Linked DNA regions of Homo sapiens: regions 2 and 3 are each linked to region 1. Evidence: chromatin contacts called from ENCODE Hi-C data. All regions are on one chromosome and are shown on one strand. The core of a region is the stretch at or near the end of the contact, and the rest is flanking DNA. Distances in the headings are between cores, read along the strand shown.

The links. Hi-C counts contacts between places; a loop is a spot of excess contacts on that map. Pooled maps may share reads with other maps.
Region 2: a loop to region 1 is called in a map of CD8-positive, alpha-beta T cell, with 8 times the contacts of the local background. The contact joins the promoter of SEC61B here to the promoter of SPTLC1 in region 1. A Hi-C loop is called at or near these places in 3 of 168 maps with a recorded cell type or tissue (CD4-positive, alpha-beta memory T cell, CD8-positive, alpha-beta T cell and naive thymus-derived CD4-positive, alpha-beta T cell) and 5 of 50 pooled maps.
Region 3: a loop to region 1 is called in a map of CD8-positive, alpha-beta T cell, with 15 times the contacts of the local background. The contact joins the promoter of TSTD2 here to the promoter of SPTLC1 in region 1. A Hi-C loop is called at or near these places in 3 of 168 maps with a recorded cell type or tissue (CD4-positive, alpha-beta memory T cell and CD8-positive, alpha-beta T cell), 1 of 37 single-sample maps with no recorded cell type and 7 of 50 pooled maps.

The regions. Positions count from the first base shown.
Region 1 is chr9:92,112,979-92,117,980 of GRCh38, reverse strand. It overlaps SPTLC1 (serine palmitoyltransferase long chain base subunit 1), which reads left to right and starts at 2,568. Exons shown (of 15, transcript NM_006415.4): 1 at 2,568-2,667. The coding sequence starts at 2,611. RefSeq lists an enhancer at 2,006-2,065.
Region 2 is chr9:99,219,862-99,224,863 of GRCh38, reverse strand. It overlaps SEC61B (SEC61 translocon subunit beta), which reads right to left and starts at 2,582. Exons shown (of 4, transcript NM_006808.3): 1 at 2,498-2,582; 2 at 2,221-2,318. The coding sequence starts at 2,500. ALG2 (ALG2 alpha-1,3/1,6-mannosyltransferase) reads left to right here and starts at 2,922. Exons shown (of 2, transcript NM_033087.4): 1 at 2,922-3,317. The coding sequence starts at 2,970. RefSeq lists an enhancer at 2,513-2,832.
Region 3 is chr9:97,631,127-97,636,128 of GRCh38, reverse strand. It overlaps TSTD2 (thiosulfate sulfurtransferase like domain containing 2), which reads left to right and starts at 2,761. Exons shown (of 10, transcript NM_139246.5): 1 at 2,761-2,886. NCBP1 (nuclear cap binding protein subunit 1) reads right to left here and starts at 2,308. Exons shown (of 23, transcript NM_002486.5): 1 at 2,214-2,308. The coding sequence starts at 2,247. RefSeq lists enhancers at 1,811-1,890, 1,448-2,283, 2,448-2,742, 2,511-2,840.

The DNA of each region.
Region 1 (5,002 bases), core at 1,319-3,818:
AAACGTGGGAATGGCAGCCTTCAAGGGGGTCCTCTGAGAAATGCAGGCGTGGCTGCTGGAAGGAAAGCACCCGGGGGAGGAAATGCACGCAAGCACAGGACTGTGAGCAGAGCACTGACACGGACTCCATATCGCCAGCTTATGTGGAAATGTAGCACATAGTGTAGCGGCATCATTATCTGGGGTAATACCTGAGGTTCATTGTCCCACAGCCATGGAAAACTAGGACGCGACACACCACAGTGAGGTTAAGAGCAGAAGTTTAATAGGCAAACGAAAGAGAAGAGCTATCTGTGCAGAGAAAGGGGTCCCAGAGAAAATGGGTTGCCAGTTCTGCGGTGAAACGCACAGGGTTTTATAGATGAGCTTGAGGAAGTGGCGTTTGATTTACGTAGGGAATGAAAGACTGGTTGGACCAGGTGTGCCATTTGCATAGTGCATGAAGAAGCTGGCCTTCCCACCCTAATATTTTATTCTGCAGATGGCTTCTCTACCTGACTGATGCCATGTTGCCTGTTCCTTCACTGTACACGTGGTGACAAAGAAAATGGAAGATGGAGTCTCCATATTGAACATACCTGGCTTCCAGGTAGTCTTTTTCTATCGGCACAACTGCCAGCATTCTCCCGTGCACTGCCAGCTTGCTTATCTATGTTTGTAGCTCAATTTTTCAGGCTGCTCTTTGCAAAAAAGAAATAATTTTGGGGTTGCTTTTTGTTCAGAAAGAAGCTCTGCTGAGGACTCTCTTACCTTCACTATCTGCCTAAATAATTTCTTTTTGGCTCCTGTATCAATAGCACTGGTACCATTTCAGAATTCTGGGGAAAGTCAGGGTTACTCAAATAAATGGCACTCAAAAAATTGTTATTCCTTTAGAAAAAAACATAATTAAGTCCCTTAACTCTCATTATCCAAAAATATAGTTTCCAGAGTAAAGAGCTAATTGCAAATAACAACAAACTGCTGCAAGAATGGTTGGAAACCATAGATGTGGTGAAGAAGGCCTTTCTAAGCAATATGCAGATCCAGAGGCAAAAAACAGACTGAAGCACTACATAAAATTTAAAATTAAAGTATGATGAAAGAGCAGAAACAACTAGGCGGCAACTGAGCAAAAATATTTTTCACATATGAAACAGAAAAATATAAGATATTCAGAATGTATAGAGTTCCTACAAATCCATAAGAAGGCAAAAATAACCAATAGAAAAATGGATTAAGAATATGAATTGGCGATTCATACAGTCTATAAATGCCAATAAACATATAAGAAGCTGCACAACCTCATGAGTAACCAGAAGCATCAATAATAAAGGATAGTGAGGTATCATTTTATCTCCATTAAACTGGCAAATTTTTTTAAAAGATTGATAATATCCATCATGGACTAGAGCATAGAAAAACTTCCAAATTATTTTAATTGGTTGAGCCATTTTGGCAGTACTTATCAAAATTAATAACGTGCATAGTCTTCAGATATATCCCATGTTGAAAAAACTGGTCAGAAAAACTCCAACATGCACAGAAAGATATACACACAAGGAACATCGACAGTTATGGCAGCATTATTTGTAATAGGGGAAAGGTGGGAACAACATAAGTATTCACCAATAGGGAAACGTTTACATAAAATGGAACGATGAATATACATAAATTATTCCATGGAAGTCTTCAGCCATTAAATATGAGATATATTAGGAAAAAAATGCTAGAAAAAAAATTTAAAAAAAGTTGTAGAAAAGTCTTGTCCCTATGATCTCAATTATATTTAAGAAATCCAATCCAATTAAGTATGTGCGCGTGCATACTGTTTGCATATGCATTGGAAGGCTCTAAAAGGTTCTTTACCAAACTGCTATATGATTTAATACCTGCAAAGCCTTGGCCTATGTCTGACAAAACAGGAAGTGCTATATGGGTTGGCTATTTTTGTGTATAATTATGCATTTCTTAATGATAATGCATTGCTGGATTACTTATGCTACTAAACGTAAACGTATTGGCCAGGCGCGGTGGCTCACGCCTCTAATCCCAGCACTTTGGGAGGCCGAGGCAGGCGGATCACCTGAGGTCAGGAGTTTGAGACCAGCCTGACCAACATGGAGAAACCCCGTCTCTACTAAAAATACAAAATTAGCCAGGCGTGGTAGCCCACGCCTGTAATCCCGGCTACTCGGGAGGCTGGGGCAGGAGAATCGCTTGAACCCGGGAGGCGGAGGTTGCGGTGAACCGAGATCACGCCATTGCACTACAGCCTGGGCAACAAAAGCGAAACTCCGTCTCAAAAAAAAAAAAATAAAGTAAACGTATTGCAATCATTTTAACTCTCTGCGCCCAGCTGATGACCAAGTGTAAGGCCCGTTCATTACTACTTTCTCCATCCTGAATCCAGCAGGGAGGGTAATAGGACACAAGGTAAACAATTCTTGGAAAAACTGCGGCATCCCACCTGACCCCGTCCAGCCTCCTGTCAACCAGTGCGCAAGTGCGAGTAGGCGGTGCCCAGCGCTCCGCCGCCCCGCCCTCTGCGGAGGTGATAACGACACTGAGCAGCGACGCGCACTTTTGGGACGCGCTTGTGACCCGCCTTCCGGAAGGAAGCGGCTAACTATGGCGACCGCCACGGAGCAGTGGGTTCTGGTGGAGATGGTACAGGCGCTTTACGAGGTGGGCTCCGCGCCATTAGCGGTCCGCGACCACACCCGGGCCCGGGGAGGGTGGGAGGACGCGTGTGGATTTGTGGCCTGAGACCTCGGCGGGACTGGCTCGGTCACGCCCAGACTCGGTGCCTCTTGCTGGAAGGACTGCCGGGAGCTTCTAGTCCCAGCGGTTGAGTGTAGGGAGGAACGGGCGGGGGCGGGGGCTGGGACTGAGGGTCTCGGTTTGAATTCTTATGCTCCGGGTCCCCTGGAAGCTCCGGAAAGGAACACGTGTAAGGGGACGCAGGAGACAGGTCTGCAAAAACCAGAGTTTAGACGGACGATAAAACGGAGTGGTGAAAATGAGTGGAACACCTTCGTCTGGGAAGGTCCTAAGGAAGTCAGCTCTTTGGAACTACGGTACAGTTCGTTGGGGAATAAAATTGTAATAAATTGGAGTTTGTTTTTGTCGAAAAGAAATCAAGTGACTTAGGATTTGTGAATAAAAAATAGTTTGTCATTCTTCTGCGTACATCAGTTTTCTGTCTTATAAAGATACAACTAGTTTAGTCGATTTTTATTTATTTATTTTTGTTTTTTTTTTTTGAGACGGTGTTTCGCACTTGTTGCTCAAGCTGGAGTGCAAGGGCGTGATCTCGGCTCACTACAACCTCCGCCTCCCGGGTTTAAGCGATTCTCCTGCCTCAGCTTCCCAGGTAGCTGAGATTACAGGCATGTGCCACCATGCCCGGCCAATTTTGTATTTTTATTAGAGACGGGGTTTCTGCATGTTGGTCAGGCTGGTCTCGAACTCCCGACCTCAGGTGATCCGCCCGCCTTGGCCTCCCAAAGTGCTGGGATTATAGGCTTGAGCCACTGCACCTGGCCGTAGACTTTTAAAGGAAGAATAGTTAAGAGTTTTTTGAAGCCTAGTTATTTCAGATACATAAGATAATAAGAAACCAGAATGTCAATCTTAGTGTTCATTCATTTAATAACTGAGAGTCCCCGTGCTGTCTTGCAGAGCTATTCATTGGGCACTGAAGAACTTATTTTATTTTATTTTATTTTTTAAAGACAGGGTTTCACTCTGTCGCCCAGGCTAGAGTGCAGTGGTGCGATCAGCTCACTGCTGCGTTGACCTCCCAGACTCAAGCGATCCTCCCACCTCAGACTCCCGAGTAGCTGGGACCACATACCACCATGCCCAACTAATCTTTTTTTTTTTTTAATAGAGACGGGGGCTTGCTGTGTTGCCCAGCCTGGCCTCGAACTCCTGGCCTCAAGTAATCCTCCTGCTTTGGCCTCCCAAAGTGCTGGGATTACAGGCATGAGCTACCACACCCAGCTGCAACTGAATTTTTAATTTAACTTAAATAGCCACGTGTAACTTAGTGACTGTCCACATTGGACCACACAGATCTAGATGCTAGGGATAGTGCGGTGAACAAATAGGCAGAAGTCCCTGTGCTTAAAGAGCTTACATTCATTTCAAGTGAATTTCACTTTACTTTTGATGATTTAATATCACCAAACTTAATATCACCGTCTACTGGTAGGGGTAATGACAGTGTCTTCCATTGCAGGACATACTGGGAATTTTATCTTGAAACAGCAGAGACAGCAGATGTGGCTCTGTCTTATGCTCATGTATTAAGTGATGCCCAGTATTAGGTTAACTGTAGTGACCTAAAATGAGCCACTAAAATTGAATGATCTTTTTTATAAATGATTTTTTAAAGAAATGGATTATTTTCTGTTAAATGTTGTTTGCTCCCTTTTTGAAGACTGACAGTAGTGTAACTTCTCATTCCCCGAAACTGTCCAACAGTGAGACTTGGGAGAACTCCTGTATGTAACATTTCCTGGGAAGGAAAAGAAGTGGTGTTTGTGATTTTTATTAATTCACTAGAGAGAGAGTTTCTCAGCTTTTCTTAGGGTGATTTCTTTTTGGAGTGGGCTCTTAACTAGTGGCTGGGGCAGATGTTTGCTTGCTAGAATCCAACTATTGAGAAAACTAAAAGGGTATTTAGACTTATTCATAAATGAATTGTATTTAGGGGGATGAGCAAATTTTAAAATTCATCATAAACTTCTTACTCCCAAATCCTATGCGTGTTGAATGTAGAATTTGAGTAGTCTTGTATAGTGTACCCAAAAAAGAACCACTGAAATTAAATAATCCGATGGTTAATATTGGGATTCTGTGTTAGATTTTATTTATTTATTTATTTGAGACGGAGTTTTGCTCCTGTTGCCCAGGCTGGAGTGCAGTGGTGTGATCTCGGCTCACCACAACCTCCACCTCCTGGGTTCAAGCGATTCTCCTGCCTCAGCCTCCCAAGTAGCTGGGATTACAGGTA
Region 2 (5,002 bases), core at 1,333-3,832, 7.1 Mb before region 1:
AATCCAAAGCACTATTATGAATCATTAACTTCCAATGTTTTCTCAGACTTATAAAGCAAAGATATTCTTAAACAACCAATACTTATTACATTATACTCATGAAATGATACTTAATCACTACCATTCTAGAAGGAAACACTGTCAGGTCTCTCAATACATACAACCATGGTCTTTCTTGTTACACTAGCTCTATCACACTGAATCCTAAAAGATGACACCAACACCCACGACTTTAAAAACTGCATCTGTCTGTCTTCAAATGTTTCAGTTCTCCATTTCACTTGTGCATCAGTTATTTCATTTTTACTATTAAATAAATAATTTCATTATCATATGTACATTTGATAAATATGTGCTTTTTCTTTTATTTCTTTACAAATTCTCGGATGGCCAAACTTCCCTGCCACAGTATTACCAATTCTCATTAAGCAGAACCATTCCCAAGGAACCGCACCCACAGGACATGTTTTCCATTCCTGCACGAAAAATCTCTAAAACCCAGGGTGGGAAGGGGACAGCACTCAAAGCCCATATAAGTTAAACCACAGCCTGATACACTCCTCATGAACATCCCAATGACAGGGAACTCAAAATCATTCAGGATAATTTTACATTTCTGCCAGTTCTATTAGAATGTCTTTGTTCTGATGTGAAATATTTCATGTAAGTTCAAATCATCAGTTTTAGATTTACCTGTTGCAGCCAGAAAATGTCACATCCCTCTTCACATCCTTCAGAAGTTTCCATGCATGTGTTCAAGATTTTTTCCTCCCTAGATAAAACCCCACTAGTTCCTTCAAAAATCCCAAAACAACTTGGTTGCTTGATTCCTTCCTTCAGTCATTATTTATTGTGTCATGCCTTATGGTGGGTACCTGGGATAGAAATGACTTGAGCAGGTTCTCTGTTAAAGTCTAATGAAGGAGATAAATATGGAAACATCACTGGTCTTATAATGATATGAACAAAATGCTATGGGGGCAAAAGGGAAAACTAGTAGCTACTGCTGCTTACAGACAGAGAAGGCCTCAAGAGGAAATAACCCCTGAGCTTAGTCTTGGAAAATAAGTAGAAATTTGCCTTGAGATGAGGGAGAAAGTTTGTGAATTCAGAAAACAGTAATGGGTTCACGAGTGCTGGATCATAGGACAGCAAAGAAAGATTAGGCTGAAGGCCGGGCGCAGTGGCTCACGCCTGTAATTCCAGCACTTTTGGAGGCAGAGACGGAGGATCACAAGGTCAGGAGATCGAGACCATCCTGGCTAACATGGTGAAACCCCGTCTCTACTAAAAATACAAAAAATTAGCTGGGTGTGGTGGCACGTGCCTGCAGTCTCAGCTACTCAGGAGGCTGAGGCAGGAGAATTGCTTGAACTCTGGAGGCAAAGGCTGTAGTGAGCCGAGATCGTGCCACTGCACTCCAGCCTGGGCGACAGAGTGAGATTCCATCCCAAAAAAAAAAAAAGGAAAAAGAAAGGTTAGGCTGAAATGACCACTAAGAGCTTTGGTATCCCCCCGGTTTTTTTTTTTTGTTTGTTTGTTTTTTTTAGTTCAGCAACAAGTAACAGAAACTACGCAGAAGAGTAACAGCAGAGCGAACGATGGACTGGAAAGCAAACAGCCTGAAGAAAAGGGTTAAGTAGCAAATGCAAAGCAGTAGAAAGGGAAAAGGAAAGAGCTTATGAGAAAGCTTTCAAGCAGAGTTTAAAGTCTGGCATATGACTAGAGAGAGAAAGAGCATAAGAAAAATCCAAGATGACGCTGACGTTTCTGGCTCTGAGTAAATGAGTGTACAACAGTGCCATATGGAAGTAAGGAGATATAATTGAGAGTGAGAGAGCTGAGCTGAAAAGAGACTAAGTTTTGTGTAGGACGAGTTATCTGTAGGACAGATTGCTTATGGGGCCGCCAGATGGAAATGTGAGTGCAAACCTCAGGTCCAGAGACACCAGTTTAATGACATCGGTTTTCTCAAAGTTATCTCTGACTCTATTCCAGTTTGTTAACTTTCCTTTTTTAAGAGTAGTGCCCTAAACTGAGCAACGAGAAAAAAAATGTCGCCTTCCTCCCAAAAGGCCTTTAACTACTCCCACGGCCACGTCACTAGAAGCTCATTTTGCCTTTGTCAATCTTCACATGCTAGGGTCTCCACCCCAGAATCAGCGAGGTTCTGGGTCCTATCTCCGAGTCTGGAAGCGAACGAACTGCAGGGTTCCTTACCTCTGCCGGACAGTGGATCCCGCCGCCCGGGCGGCCACTGCTTTGCTGGGAGAGCGCCCTGAGGATCCCACGTTAGTGCCACTGGGGGTCGGACCAGGCTGTAGAGGGAGACAAGCAGACAGACGGGTGAGCGCGGCAGGCCTGCCCCAGAACCCCGGCCTAGACACCCACACCCGAGGCTGGGGGAAGCAAGGGAGCTACAGAGGAAAAGCACGGCGCAAAGCAGGAGGAGTCAGGGCTTCTGGGAGAGGCGGGGATCATGGAAGGGCCGCCATACCATATTGGAGATGAGGGTGGCAAGGCGCTGACGCGGACGGATAGAAAGTTACGGAGCCCCCGAAAGACCGGCAGCTGGCGAGACTGACTCAGGCCCCGCCCCCGGACTTGCAGGCAAGGTCCTCTCTGACCCCAGGGACGCCTGGGTCGTCTCACGATATGCCTGTAGACAGTCTGCTACAGACAACTTAGTTACCTGCTGTATGGGAAGTAGAGACCTCCGGCCTCCTTCCTTTGGATCACAACGTCCTTCAGAAAGTCCAATCCCTACCGAAGGAAAAATATAACCGGGGTCAGACAAGATATTTTCTCAGGCAGTTACTAGACCCTCACAGATTTGCGCTGATGTGGCCTAACTGACGCACGTACGGCAGGGCGGGGTCGGCCCGCAGTGGCCAGCTGGGAGCTACGAGCGCGGAGCTTGCGCAGAAGACCCCCATCAGGGTGCGGGGTGCAGTTGCGGCTCCAGGGCCATGGCGGAGGAGCAGGGCCGGGAACGGGACTCGGTTCCCAAGCCGTCGGTGCTGTTCCTCCACCCAGACCTGGGCGTGGGCGGCGCTGAGCGGCTGGTGTTGGACGCGGCGCTGGCGCTGCAGGCGCGCGGGTGTAGCGTGAAGATCTGGACAGCGCACTACGACCCGGGCCACTGTTTCGCCGAGAGCCGCGAGCTACCGGTGCGCTGTGCCGGGGACTGGCTGCCGCGAGGCCTGGGCTGGGGCGGCCGCGGCGCCGCCGTCTGCGCCTACGTGCGCATGGTTTTCCTGGCGCTCTACGTGCTGTTCCTCGCCGACGAGGAGTTCGACGTGGTAGTGTGCGACCAGGTGAGGCGGCCGCGGGGCCGGCTGCGCGAGTGCGGACCTCGCCGTGGAGGGCGGCCGCGGGCATGACCCCTGAGAGAAGACCTTCCCTGTCTGCGGTTCGCAAAGATCGGAACTGACATGGAGAAGTCAGGGTTGTGAGCGAGCCTGTGGTTCTCTAACTTTAGTGTGGGCCCATTTAAAGTTGCAGATTGCTGGGGTTCCATCCTCCAGGAAGTTTTCATCCAGGTGCCCTGAGGTGGGGCCCAGACATCTGCATTTTAACTGGGTCATAGGGTGATTCCGAGGTAGATAGTCTTTGGGGCTCTGAGAAACGCTGGTATTAGAAGTCAGCTTCAGTCACCTTTTACTAATGAGTAACTCGCGTGTTGTCTTCCCGCTTACCTGTTATTTTTGTTGACTCTCCTTTCAGGCCATTTGCATCCCACTGTCCTTGTGTTCGGAGCCAGGCCACACCGTCCTCAGCAGTGTCATGTGTTAAAAACGCCAAGCTGAATATATCATGCCCCTATTAAAACTTGTACATGGCTCCCCATTGGTTTTTGGAGAAAAGTTCAAGCTTTTTACCTTGGTAAATAATGTCCACCTGGATCTGCCCTGTAGCTATTCTTGACTCTTTCCTTCGTGCATTTTTCCCCATCCTAAAAAAGATGACTTTAAAAAGTAACATTTACTCGATTAAAAATTTAGTAGTATAGAAGGATGTAACCTAAAAGCCCCGTCCTATTCTACTCCCTGAAGATAGCCACCGTTAAGTTTCTCTTGTATTTTTTCAGAAGTTGTGGTGACACCAGCCTGTGTCTTTTCATAGGTATATCTATATCTTCTTATTGGTACATAATTGGTATTATGACATACCTACTATTAGGCATCTTTTTCAGCAAAAATTTATTTATTTATTTATTTATTTTGAAACGGAGTCTTGCTCTGTCTCCCAGGCTGGAGTGCAGTGGCGCGATCTCGGCTCACTGCAACCTCCGCCTCCAGAGTAGCTGGGAGTACAGGTGCGCGCCCCACGCCCGGCTAATTTTTTCTATTTTTAGTAGAGATGGGGTTTCACCATGTTGGCCAGGCTGGTCTCGAACTCCTGACCTCGCGATCCGCCCACCTCGGCCTCCCAAAGTGCTGGGATTACAGGCATGAGCCACTGCGCCCAGCCGGGACATTCTTATGTATCAATATTAGAGATTCACTTCATTCTTCATAGTGGCCAGAAAATCCACTTTTGTTTAAGTGTGTCATAATTAAACATTCTCCTTAAAGGACACTAATGTTGTGACTAGTTTTTTGTGAATAGATCAGTGTTGTAATGAACATCCTTTTACTTCTTTTTTTTAAAATATTTTTGTACTTCTGCAAATATGTCGTTTGAGGAAATTCCTAAAGTTGGTGGGTCTAAGAGTTGTTCATTTTAAATATCAATAGCTACTGCCAAGTTTGCCTACCAAGGAGGCTGTGTCACTTTACTCCCCCACAATGTATGATAGAGCCTCTTACTCCATGCTTTTGTCCGCCTTGGATATTAACCATTTTAAACTTTGCCAAACTGATAGGTGCAGATGGCATCACATTTGTATTTGTGTTTCTTTAATTATGACTCCTGAGTTACTTTTGATCATCCTTGCTTGCATGGAAGCTTTCTTTTTAAGTAACGTGGACATTTACCAAACATCCTGCATGTGTCAGTA
Region 3 (5,002 bases), core at 1,512-4,011, 5.5 Mb before region 1:
TGTATCTGCCTCTCCCACACTAAAATATCAACCATAAAAACCTTTGCTTAATGAATGCTTTGTTTTACTTGTCTTATTTACTCTGAGGTTCTCGCGGCAAGACCCAAATGGACAGTGATTTGGCTGCCAGCTGGTGTTAAAAACAAGCCAACTCCAAGAAAGTTATGTAAGTCTCCCAATAACCAAAGCAAAAGTTATTTTTCTACATATTAGCATTCCAATTCTCTAGGATGCCCTACAATGACATTTCCTCTCTCTTTAGGGATTACCTCTAAGTGAGAAAAAGGAAGCATTAGAACAACAAAGAAAAGAACAAAAGACTCAAGTTCTCCAGCCCCCAAGTAATGACTTGAGAAGTATATTAGTTTTTGACTAGTCAATTACAAAGCATATGAAAATTGTATTATCGGCGGGCGCAGTAGCTCACATCTGTAATCCCGGCACTTTGGAAGGCCGAGGCGGGTGGATCACCTGAGCTCAGGAGTTCAAGATCAGCCTGGGCAACGTGGCGAAACCCCGTCTCTACAAAAAATACAAAAACAAAAAAAAAATTAGCCGGGCGTGGTGGCCCGCGCCTGTGGTCCCAGTTACTTAGGAGGCTGAGGTGGGAGGATCACTTGAGCCTGAGAGGCGGAGGTTGCAGTAAGCCGAGATCGCGCCACTGCACTCCAGCCTGACAAAGAATGACACTCCGTCTCAGAAAAAAAAAAAAAAGGGAGGGAATTGTATTTTCTGTGCCTTGTACAGAGGTTACACAAGAAACCTCGTGTTAGAAATCAAAGCACGCAGCATAGTTATTTAATTTATACCTGTGTAGTGAAGAGAGCCCCGGACTGGATTCGCTCTTGCTGGTGTTTGGGAACTGACAGCTGTCCCTCCATCTTAGTTATGCTCAGTCTCTAGACCCTTAGGTGTCAGATAGAAAGCTGGACTAGAATATCCTCTCAAGCCATTCCTTCGTAGAAATCTGGTGTTTCACTATTAAAACTAAATGCATGCGATTCTGCCTCCACCTCAACTGCCACAACACTCAAGGAGAGACAAACGTTAGTAGATAAAATTTACTCAATTTAAAATGTCTGTTATGGGTTTTTTTCTTACATTGACAGCATCTGCTAACGTTTACCGCCTCTTAAGCGTTGGCAAATGATAAAACATCATTGTTGCTGATGTGTATTACCTCATTTAACCTTCACAAAAACCAGAAGATATAAATATCATTACTTCTGTATTACAGACTAAAGTTTAAGGAGATTTCATAACCTGGACAAGATCACCAAGTAAATGGTAGGGTCTGGCTTTGAACCTAAACCCTCTGGTTCCAAAGTCTCATCTCTTAACCACTACTATACACTCTCTTCAAAAAACAATACACTAAAATGTTAACAATAGAATTACTCTAAGTTTTACTTTTTTGGTGTGTGGATTTGTGTTTTTGACCGATTGTAAGGCTTATGTGTAATATAAGCATCTTTTTTTTGTTGTTGTTAAAACTAGAATTATTCCATCTTTATGAAGGCAACACTGATCTCCACGAGCACAATCATCCAAACGGAGATGGGAACCCCTGTTCTAACTCTCTCAGAGGCCTGAAGTTAGTTTTCTAGCACTCTCTCTCACACAAGGGAAATGCGCTTACGGCCAGTTCAAAATCTGCAGTAACCTGTGTCTGTTTATTAGGGACCTCTTGGGCGCAGGTAAGACAATATTCTTTCCCTGCAGCTTGAAAGAAGTGAAATCAACGGATAACCACTACCGGAACAGAGTTCAGACTGCAACTCATGAGATCTCTCAGTCCTTTCCTTCAGTGAATTCTTCCGAGCCCTTTTCAGGTGCAGCTTTGAAGGTTAAAACGAGACACTAGGACCAGTGGGTCCCTAAGAGGCGGCAGCACAGACACAGGTGTGCTTCCCTGCTCCGTGGTTTTACGGACGAAATTCTGAAGCATCCTTAGAGACCAAGGGTCTACCCATGGGGTTCACCAGGCCTTCTTTCCCGAGGATCGGCCCTTGACTCAAAGAACTGGGGCGGGGGAGAAGTCGCTTTCTAGAAGCCGCCCGACCACACCGCCACCATATTCTCCTCTTTCCCTCCGCGGCTCCCCGCACGTTCCCGGGGAGAAGAGCTTCCAGTCTCTTCCGTGGACACCCAAAGACGCCGAGCCTCGGCTCCCAACCGGGAGCGGCCTCCGTGGCCGGGCCGCAGGCACTCACCGTCGTTCTCGTCGCTGTGCCGCCGCCGCGACATGCTGCCCTCCGGTGCGCCGCGGAACCGAGAGGCCAGGCGGTAAGCGCTGCAGGAACTGTCTGGCCGCTGGCCGACGCAAGGACAGCTGCAAGGCGCGCGGATGGGCCGGCACGCAGGCGCACTAGCTCGCCACGGCCCCGGAAGCGCAGGAGAGGCCGCCGGGTGGGGCTAGGCGCTGCGACAGCCGGCGTGAGGAAGCTCAGTGGGCTACGAACGTCTGGCACACATGCAACCGCCCCCTCGGGCTGCCTCCGCCTGCCGGCTACTTCTTTCTCCCGCCTTCCGCTCTATGTCCTTCCGGGGCCACGCAGAAAGTGCCGCCGCTTTGGCCACTCAGAGCCCCCGGGCCGCGGTCGTCGTACGCCTGAAGGCGGGTCGTGCCGGCGGCCGCTCTAGTCTCCGCCTCCGCTCAGGCCGGTCCTCCGGGGCTTCTCAATGGTTTCCCGGTGGCCTCTCAATGGTTTTCCCGGCGGCCCTTGCGCCGACGCCAGGAGACTTCCGGAGCTTGGTGACGTCACGAGCGAGCTTTTCTACCCAAATACGCGGCGGGGGAATAGGCTCGAGGGCGGTGAGCAGTGACAATTGCTAGGCGGAGACAGTGCAGGGAAGAGAGACCTTAGAAAGGATCAGGACTGGCGGGTATGTGCTCATCTACTCCCACTTTCCGGCTTTTGCCGCCTTGGGAAAAGTGGGAGGAGAGGTTGGGCCAAGCTCGGCATGCGGGGTGGGGCCTGGGCGGGAGGCGGTGCCGCACGTGCCGCCCCTTGGTATGGAAAGGCCGGCCCTGACGCGAGCGTGCGGCTCCGGGCTTGCCGGCTGGCCGTCATTTTCCTTAAGTTGTTTGCTTAGGAAGGAACAAATGATTGTTTTAGTAATCTGTTTTCAAGGGTTATTGGGTACCTATATGCCTGTGTGTGAGCGTCCCCTCCCCTGATGTCTTTATGAGCACCATACTGGCTTATCTGCTTTGTCCATGGCCATCTGAAATTTCACTCTCCCGGCCTAATTCTCCTTCGGTCTTACCCATTTCAGTAAATGACGTCATCCGTCGGCCGCTTAATCCAAAAATTTAGAGTCTTTCTTAGCTCTTTTCCCTCTTTTTACATAACAATTATCTGTAAACCCTGCCTGCTCTGCTTTCAACACAAATCCAGAATCAGATCGTGTTACTGCTTTGTTTAAAAGTCTCCTATGACGGCCGGGCGGGGTAGCTAACGCTTGTAATCCTAACACTTATGGGAGGCCGACGCGGGCGGATCCGCTTGAGCCTAGGAGTTCAAGACCCACCTGGGCAACAAGGCGAACACCGTCTTTACAGGAAAAAAAAAAAAATTAGCTGAGCCTAGTGTTTGGCGCCTGTAGTCCCAGTTACTCGAGGGGAGGGTTGGGGGCCGAGGTGGGAGGATCCCTTGAGCCCAGGAGGTCGAGAATGCAGTGAGCGGTGATCGCACACTGCACTCCAGCCTGGGCAACAAAGTGAGACCGTGTCAAAAAAAAAAAGTCTCCTACGACTTTCCATTGCACACTCCATGCCATGGCCTGTGGGGTTCTACTTCTCCTCACTGTACTCCAACCACTCTTTCTGTTCTTACAATAAGTCAAGCTTGTTCTTATTTTAGGAACTTATACTATTTCCTTTACCTGAAGGTCTCTGGTTCTAAATCTGCGTGGCTGGCTCTTGGTCACTTAGGTCTCAGCTCAAATGTCAGGTCCTTAGTGAGGCCTTCTTTGGTTACCCAATCACTGTTTTATTTCATTCAACGAATATTATATTTATTAGCATTTAGCACCTCCTAGGTGCCAGGCAGAGTTCTGAATGCTGAGGATGTAGAGGTGAACAAAGGAAAACCCCTGCTCTCTTGGCGCTGATATATTCTAACGACCCATTCAGGAATACCCACAAATAGTGCCATCATAGGTAGTGAGCAACGGGAGAGTGGTAGATGAGATCAGAGAGGTAGGGGGAAGGTGCTCTGTGAGGACTTTGGACATTATCCAAGTGAATTGAGAAGTCATTGGAGTATGATTTTTTTTTTTTGAGACAGGGTCTCGCTCTGTTGCCCAGGCTGGAGTGCAGTGGCACGGTCTTGGCTCGTTGTAACCTCTGCCTTTTAGGTTCAGGCAATTCTTGTGCCTTAGCCACCCAAGTAGCGGCAATTACAGACATGCGCCACCACACCAGGCTAATTTGTATATTTTTAGTAGAGATGGGGTTTCGCCATGTTGGCCAGGCTGGTCTTGAACTCCTGGCCTCCCAAAGTGCTGAGATTACAGGCATGAGCCTCTGTGCAGGGCCAGTCTGACTTATTTTTTTAATAGTTACTTCTCATGCTCCCAAAGGAGGAAGATAGTTCAGCTTTTGCAGTAATTCTAGCTGCAAATGATAGTAGCTTGAACTAGGGTGGTAGTAAAGATGGTGGTGCAAAGTGATCTGATTGGATTGTACTTCAAAAGCAAAGCTGGCCAGGCATGGTGGCTCACCCCTGTAATCCTAGCACTTTGGGAGTCCGAGGTGGGTGGATCACAAGGTCTGGAGATTGAGACCATCCTGGCCAACATGGTGAAACCCTGTCTCTACTAAAAAAAAAAATACAAAAATTAGCTGCGTGTGGTGGCGTGCAGCTGTACTCCCAGCTACTCGGGAGGCTGAGGCAGGAGAATCGCTTGAACCTGGGAGGCGGAGGTTGCAGTGAGCCGAGATCACCCCACTGCACTCCAGCCTGGTGACAGAACGAAAACCGTCTCAAAAAAAAGT